Linked DNA regions of Homo sapiens: region 2 is linked to region 1. The links are chromatin contacts, found by Hi-C or POLR2A ChIA-PET in ENCODE. All regions are on one chromosome and are shown on one strand. Each heading gives the region's core, a stretch centred on a gene start or an enhancer-like site at or near the end of the contact. The rest is flanking DNA. Distances are from core to core; before and after follow the strand shown.

Region 1 (3,762 bases), core at 779-3,278:
CAAGTCATCCACTGGGCACTTCTGGATTGTTCTGACATCCTAATTATGTCCCTAGGCTGCAAGCTCTTCCCTCCATGCCTGCTTCCTCTTCCATTTCTGCCCCTTTCTTATCTACAGACCTGTTTCTACAGGGAACAGATATTTCAGTCTTTGGGAATTTATCCCTATTCCCTAGCCCCCCAAAAAACCCACCCCTGTGGTCCTGATAGTTTCCTCCCTTGAGAATCTAGATCCCTAAGACACTCCTGCCTCTCGCCTTCTTGGTCCCATCTGGCGGCTCCTTCCTCCTCAGCTTTCCTTGAGTTTAGGGCTGGCCCTTGACCTTAGTGCCTGAAGGATAGAAGGTGGGGACATTTCTCGAAGTTGGTTAGCCTGTTTTCTGGCTCGGGGATCGCCTCCTCTTCTGTAGGGTAATTGTTTCCCATTTTCATTCTTACCCTTCCCACCACCTGTTTATATATGAAGGGTCAAGAATACCTATAGCCCTGAGTCCATCCTCCCTGGCTCCCCAAGAAGGTTAGGCTTGATTCCATGCCAGGCATGTTGAGAAGACTGCAGACATGCTCTGTGTGACAGAGTGCATTTTATGATGCTTCAAAGCAAGGAGGCAAAGATAAAATGATTTCATTTTTCTATTTTCAGCTTTTTTGAGTTGAGGGTTGCTGGCCTATGAACTTGATCACAAGAGCCTTATTTATTTGGAAAAATGTATTCTAAATTCTAAGGACTAGACATGTTAGTGTACTACATTCTAAAATTTTTCTTAAATTGGGGCCTACCTATAGTGTATAGATATTAATGCAGTCATTATATTGTGTTAATAATTGGGACTACAAGCCTTAACCAGAGTCTTAGAATTTTATGAATTTTAATTTATAATTTTATTTTAAGGGTGCCACTAGAAACCTTGTGATTAACTTTAAGGGCTTTTTGGCTGTAATGACTGTAATTAGGATAATTATGCATACTTTCTTTAGCATTGTGTCAACATGATAGTGAGGGCATAAACAGCCAAGAAGCAGTTATAGGTATTCCCTGCTCATTTTGCATTCATCACACATTCATTGAATGTTTTGTACTTATCTCAAATAGTAGAGGATACCAATGGTGTAAGTTTAAGAATTACATGGTTCTTGTCCTCCAGAAACCATGGAGTCCAGCAGGAAGGAAATGACATACTGGTATTTGGCAGGCAGAGATGGAAGTTTGGTTTGAAGAAAACCTTTTGTGCTGATGTTACAGCTGCTGCAGTCACTAGCCACATTCATTGTGCAAAGGCTGGAGGATTCCACAGTCAGCATGGAAGGGACCAATTAGTCATGCGTGGGTTTCATCCTTGCCTCTATAAGAAGTAACATCTCAATAGTCATGGTGGTGTTTTGAATTTAAATAATCACACATTATTTCTTGGTATGTTTTTCAGATCGCCAAATATTGTGGTTTTGTGTCACATGTGCATTATTTGTTAAAACAGGATTATGGTGTGAATGATGGAGCTGTTTTTTTGGGGTGGCGGTGGAGGGTGTTATGTTTAGACTGTCACTCTTGCTAGGCATCCTTTGCCTGACTGTGTGTAAGGTGTGGCAATCTCAGTAGTCACATTGGCCCTCCCATTTCCCGTAGTCTTTGGAAATCTGACCGGCAGCATTGAGAAGTAAGTAAAAGGGGTGCCCTCTCAGATGTCCCTTCCTTTTAAGGAATGATGTGTATCAAATCACAAGATCGGTCGGGGAAGGAGCAGCGTGACACAGGTGTATCTTTTCTGTGGTTTGCGATGAGGCATAAGTGCATAAATTCCAACCAGGAAAGGAAGTGCAGGGAATTCTACTCTCAGGACATCCTTATGGTCCTGACAACTTCTTTGGCAATGTCAGCAGCCCTTGGCATTTTGTCATGCATTCTTCTCCAACTTGAAATTCAGGCTTAGTGCATGCAGTATGCCACAGTCAGGCTTGTGGCTACTCCAGGAGGGGAGCTGTGACTCATTCTTGAGTCACTTGGCCAGCTTTGGTTTCAATTAAGCAAATGAATGAAAACAATTAAAAACAGAAGTTGCCGACTAAGGCTAATAAAAGGGCAGCAGTAATTTTTGTCTACTGTCACTGTTGTTTCTCTAGATTGTCATATCTTTAAAAACTCGGTAAGACAAATCTGTTAGTGTTTGATTTTAGATTTCTTGTTTATAATCTAAAAATCAGACCCAGAATCTGATTTACCTTTTTGGTTCTAATCTAGTTATATTGTAATTCTAACACTATGCACAACTAATTTATATATTAAATATAGAATTTTTCATTGGCTAAATGCACTTTCCTCAAATTTGTAAGAGGTTTTCCACTATTCAAAAGTGTTACATGTTGCATTAAGTCATTGTTGATTATTCAAATTATTTTCAGATTTATTTTCCAAGTACTAAAAAAAATTGTGGGTGTATTTTCAGGATGTTTTATCTATCAATTCATATTTTTGAGCCCCTCCTCTCCCTTCTCAATTCACATTTTAAAAATTATTAGTTCATCAAATCTAGGAACTGTAATAATGTCCTACGTTTACTTTTCTCCCCAAATCATAAAATTTCAGTAAAGTTTCCAAAAGGGGCATAAATGTGTCCTCATCTCTCACACACTGAAAAGCAAAATTCTTCAACTGATGGGGTATTTTCACCTCTTTGATGTCTGTGTGCCTCTGTCATCGGTGTAGTTCAGAGCCTTATCTCCCTTCCATTAGACCATCACCTGATATACCATGGTTTCTTTCATCTCCTTGTCATTGTAATAGGAACACCTTTCCCTTTGCTGGTTAACTCCTATTTCTCTGCAAAATACAGCATAGGTAATGGCCTTGGTTGGCCTGTCTGTTTTTGGTGCCTCTCCTGTGTGCCTCCCTAGCACTTCCCCTTTGTCATGGTGCACACCACTGCACCCTATTGTCCCTTTGCCTCTGCCTACCTTGCTGTGAACTTATTCAGGTCACGGATGGTTTCTTACTCATTTCTGTAACTGCAATGAGTAAGTGAGTGAATGAAATGTTCATCCTCATTCTGATGGGGAAACTTATTTCTAATTTTAGGGACTGAGGACCAAATTTGTGTATTTGTCAGACCTGGCTTTTCATTTTCTCCAACCACTGAACATTTCAGTGCTCGTAACACTGTAGGAGAGAGTAGACCCTGTGGTCTCTGTGCAGTAGGTGCTGCTGCTCCTTTCTTCCTGGAGAATTATATATTTACTTCTTTGATATACCTTATCACTGTGAATTTTATTTGCTGACTGGCAGTGTAAACTCTGGCTTTCTAGAGGTTTATCTTAGGAAGAACTCAATATTTATTCACTTGAATGAAATCAAATAACATTTGGCTTAATTGCTTTAAAATGAAGGAATAATTAGAAGCAACTGCTTTGCTTTGGAGAACTGTAGGAAACTGTAATCTTACAGCTGTAATTGCCCCCAAATGGAGAAGACCTTAGGAATTTATGTTGAAAGTAGAACACTGCCAATTGTTCTCATTGGCAAATTGGCTGATATGAATGTTTGCCAACCGGAAACTTGCCCCATCAGTTCGCGTAATCTGTGGGAGGTGAATATATTTTATGAAGAAAAGTGATAGAGGGAAATTAGAGGCTATTGTTACTAGTGTGTGATGGGTTCATGTACTACCAACTCTTCTCCTCAAAGCTGCAGATAGCCTGGTCGTGCAAGAATTTGTTTCTTGTAGCACGTCTCCTCTCATTTGCCTCGCTGTGCCGCTATATTTTGTTTAGC
Region 2 (3,614 bases), core at 939-3,438, 130 kb after region 1:
GTTCTTGGGTTCAACCAACCAGAGATGGAAAACATGAGGAAAAAAGCATCTGTACTGAACACGTACATCCTTTTTCCTTGTCATTAATCCATAAACAATTCAGTATAACAACTATTTACATAGTATTTACATTTACATTGTATTAGGTATTATAAGGGATCTAGAGATGATTTAAAGTATATGGGAGTATGTGCTTGCTTATATACAAATATTATGTCATTTTATATCAGGGACTTGAGAATCTGTAGATTTTGTTATCTGAGGGAGGTACTGGAACAAATCCTCCATGCATTCTGAGGAATGATTGTAGTTCTTTTTTTTGGGTGATGAGCCTAGAAAATAAAATGCACTGTACATTATAACATTTGTGGTTATGTTAGGTTTGGTCTACAATGTTGGACTGAGCAACACCTCATTTGAAGAAAACTGGTGGTTAGGATTGTTCACTGTGCTTTATTATAGAGGATTTACAATAAAAATATTGGTATTTTCACAGCAAGAAAAATTGTACCAAATATTCCAACGTATGTTCTTACCCTCAAGGGTTGAAGATAGTAAAAGCCATTATTGGAGACTTAAATTTCAAAATGGTGGCATAGAAGCAAGCTGGCTTCAATGGCCCCCACAGAAAACCAAAATCAAATGTACAGCAGCAAGACTAACAATATCCCAGAACTCAGTATGAGGATGAGTGAGTTCCTGGGGCCACAGAGAAGTAAAGACACTCCAAGCAGATGGTAGACTATAACTTCCATATCTGTGATGCCTTTTCCCCCAGTCAGCCCAGCAGCAAGCACATGGAAAATGTTCCACAACTCATGGTTTCTAACACTGGAAAAAGTGAGATTGAGGTGGACAGCCATCTTCCCCATTGTCTTGTGTTCCCTCACAGGAGACCTGCCCTGCCTAAACCCATAGGAAGCAGCACAAGGGCCTGAAGGGAGAAATATCCCTGAGGACAACTGGAGACAAAAGGCAGAGGCAGGGCTACCATCTGTAGCCCTGGAAACTCTGCTTTGTAACTTGGCCAAAGGAGATGCCAAGTCAGTGGCTTTTCAGTACCATGCTATAGGTGGTACATTCCACAGATATCCTGGGCACAAACCCTGAGCCAGCCTCCCCACACTGCTAGTATCCCTTTTGAGACCTCCCTCATTTGGGACTAGTAGCACACTAATTGTTTGCTTGAGCCAAGGAAAACCTGGGTTTAAGGTTCCATCTAATGCTGGAAAGGAGGCCACAACCTAGCAAAGAAAAAAGAATGTAACAGGTAAATTACAAAGAATCTATAAGCAAACATACCCAACAAAAAACAAAACAAGCCAGACAGAGAAGACTGGAATAAAGACACGGAGATGCATCCACAAGAAACAATAGTAAACAGGGAACCATGACCTCCCCAAATGGACAAAGAAGGGAACCAGTGACCAAACCTAATGAAACAGCAATATGTGAGCTCTCTGAACAAGAATTCAAAATAGCAATTTTAAGGAAACTCAGTCATCTCCAAGATAACACAGAAAAGCAATTCATAAATTTACCAGAGAAATTTAACAAAGAGATTGAAATGATTTTAAAAGATCAAACAAATTTGGAACTGAGAAATACATTTGCTGAGCTGCAAAATTTATCAGAGAGAGACTCAACAGCACAATTGCTCAGGCAGAGGAAAGGATCAGTGAGCTTGAAGATGGGCTATTTGAAATTACACAGAGGAGAAAAAAGAAAGAATGGAAAGGAATGACAGGTCACGTATGAGATATAGAATATTAGCTCAGAAGATGAAATATAAGAATTATTGGTGTTTGAGAGGGAGTTGAAGAAGAGCGAGGAGTAGAAAGATTATTCAAAGAAACAGTAGACAACTTTTCAAAACTTGAGAAAGAGGTAAATTTAGGCACAGAAAGGTCAGAGAAACAGCAAACAGATTCAACCCCAATAAGGCTTTACCAAGAAGCATAATAAACTCTCAAAGGTCAAGGACAAAGAAAGGATTTTAAAAGCAGAAAGAGAAAAGAAGCAAATAACATATAAAGGAACTCCAGTTGGTCTGGCAACAGACTTCTCAACAGAAAACATACATTTTCAAAGTGCTGCCAGGGGAATCAAAAAAAAAACCCAACCCCCACCCCACCCCTGCTGCCATCCAAGAGTATTGTTTCAACAACGCTATCCTTCACATATGAAAGAGAGATAATCTTTGCCAGACAGACAAAAGTTTAGAGAATTCACCACCACCAGACTTGTCTTACAAGAAATGCTAAAGAGAGTTTTTCATTCTGAAAGAAAAGATTAATGTGCAAAACAAACAAACAAAAAAAACCAAAAATATTTGAAAGTATAAAACCCACTGGTAAAACTGAAGTTCGGATACAGCCCCAGAATACTTTAATACTGCAATTATGATGTACAATACACTCATAACTTTAGTATGAATCCTAAAGCACAAAGTATCAAAAAGAATAATAGCTACAGAAACCTGTTGAGATAGTCAATACAAAAATGTGTAAATTGAGAAAACAAAAATGTGGAGAGAATGGAGTTAAAATAAAGATTAAAGTTCTCTCTTGTTTCTTTTTTGGGGTGATCTGTGATAAGTTGTCATCTCTGTAAAATGACTTGTTATGTCTACAAGATTTTTTTGTAAGCCTCATGGTAACCTACATGTTAAAACCTATAATAGATATGCTAAAATTAGAAAAAGCAATGAATTAAAACATGTTACCAGAGGAAGTCACTTAACCACAAAGGAAGACAGTAAAAAAGGAAGAACGGAGTTACAAAGCAACCAGAAAACAAGCAACAAAATGACACCAGTAAGTCCTTACCCATCAGTAATAGCACTGAGTATAAACAGATGCAGTTCTCCAATTAAAAGACATAGGCTGGATGAATACATAAAGAAACAAGACCTAACTATATGCTTCCTAGAAGAAACCCACCTCACCTATGAAGACACATGTAGGCTGAAAGTAATGGGATAGAAAAATATATTCTATGCAAGTAAAAACCAAAAAATGGGGGGAATAATTATACTTAGATAAACAGATTATTAGTCAAAGACTTTAGACTCTGCCTAATAGAGAAGGTGACTATATTAATAATATAAGGGGTCAATTCAGCAGGAAAATATAACAATTATAAATATGCATCCAACACTAAAGCACACAAAAGCAACATTAGTAAATCTGAAGGGAGAGATAGATTGCAATAAAGTAACAGTCATGGACTTTAACACTCCACTCTCAATAATGGATTAATCATCTAGATAAAAAAATCAACAAAGAAACAGCAGAGTTAAACTACTACACTAGACCAAATAGACCTAAATGACTTTTACAGAATGTGTCACCCAGCTGTTGTAGAATACACATTATTTTCATTAGCATATGGAAGTTCATCCAAAATGCACCGTATCTTAGGCCAGGAAACAAGTCTCAGCAAATTTAAAAGAGCAATATATCACATGTATTTTTTTACCACAATGAAATAAAACTAGAAATCAATCACAAGAAGAACCTCTCTGAAATGAGACAAACACATGGAAATTAAACAACATGCTCCTAAATGACCAAAGGGTCAATGAATAAATTAAGAAAGAAATTTTTAAAATT

What was found. A loop is a pair of places that touch in the nucleus more often than their neighbours do. ChIA-PET counts read pairs that join two places held with the same protein, here RNA polymerase II (POLR2A). Pooled maps may share reads with other maps.
Region 2: a map of OCI-LY7 shows a loop between it and region 1 (2.1-fold over the local background). The contact joins two enhancer-like sites. A Hi-C loop is called at or near these places in 1 of 168 maps with a recorded cell type or tissue (OCI-LY7), 1 of 37 single-sample maps with no recorded cell type and 6 of 50 pooled maps. POLR2A ChIA-PET finds 5 or more read pairs at or near these places in 4 of 52 experiments (OCI-LY7, activated B cell, common myeloid progenitor, CD34-positive and 1 more).

Annotation. Positions count from the first base shown.
Region 1 is chr1:107,934,842-107,938,603 of GRCh38, reverse strand. All of the region lies in intron 1 of VAV3 (vav guanine nucleotide exchange factor 3), which reads left to right. Among named protein-coding and RNA genes, the nearest start is that of VAV3-AS1, 28 kb to the left of the region's middle. RefSeq lists an enhancer at 1,792-2,328. Within about 2 kb of position 2,028, at least 15 of the 41 ENCODE cell types and tissues checked have a DNase peak (open chromatin) inside an H3K27ac peak, as active enhancers do; they include OCI-LY7, where a contact is called at or near this core.
Region 2 is chr1:107,803,470-107,807,083 of GRCh38, reverse strand. The region is part of intron 2 of VAV3 (vav guanine nucleotide exchange factor 3); the gene reads left to right. Among named protein-coding and RNA genes, the nearest start is that of MIR7852, 92 kb to the left of the region's middle. Within about 2 kb of position 2,188, at least 3 of the 41 ENCODE cell types and tissues checked have a DNase peak (open chromatin) inside an H3K27ac peak, as active enhancers do; they include OCI-LY7, where a contact is called at or near this core.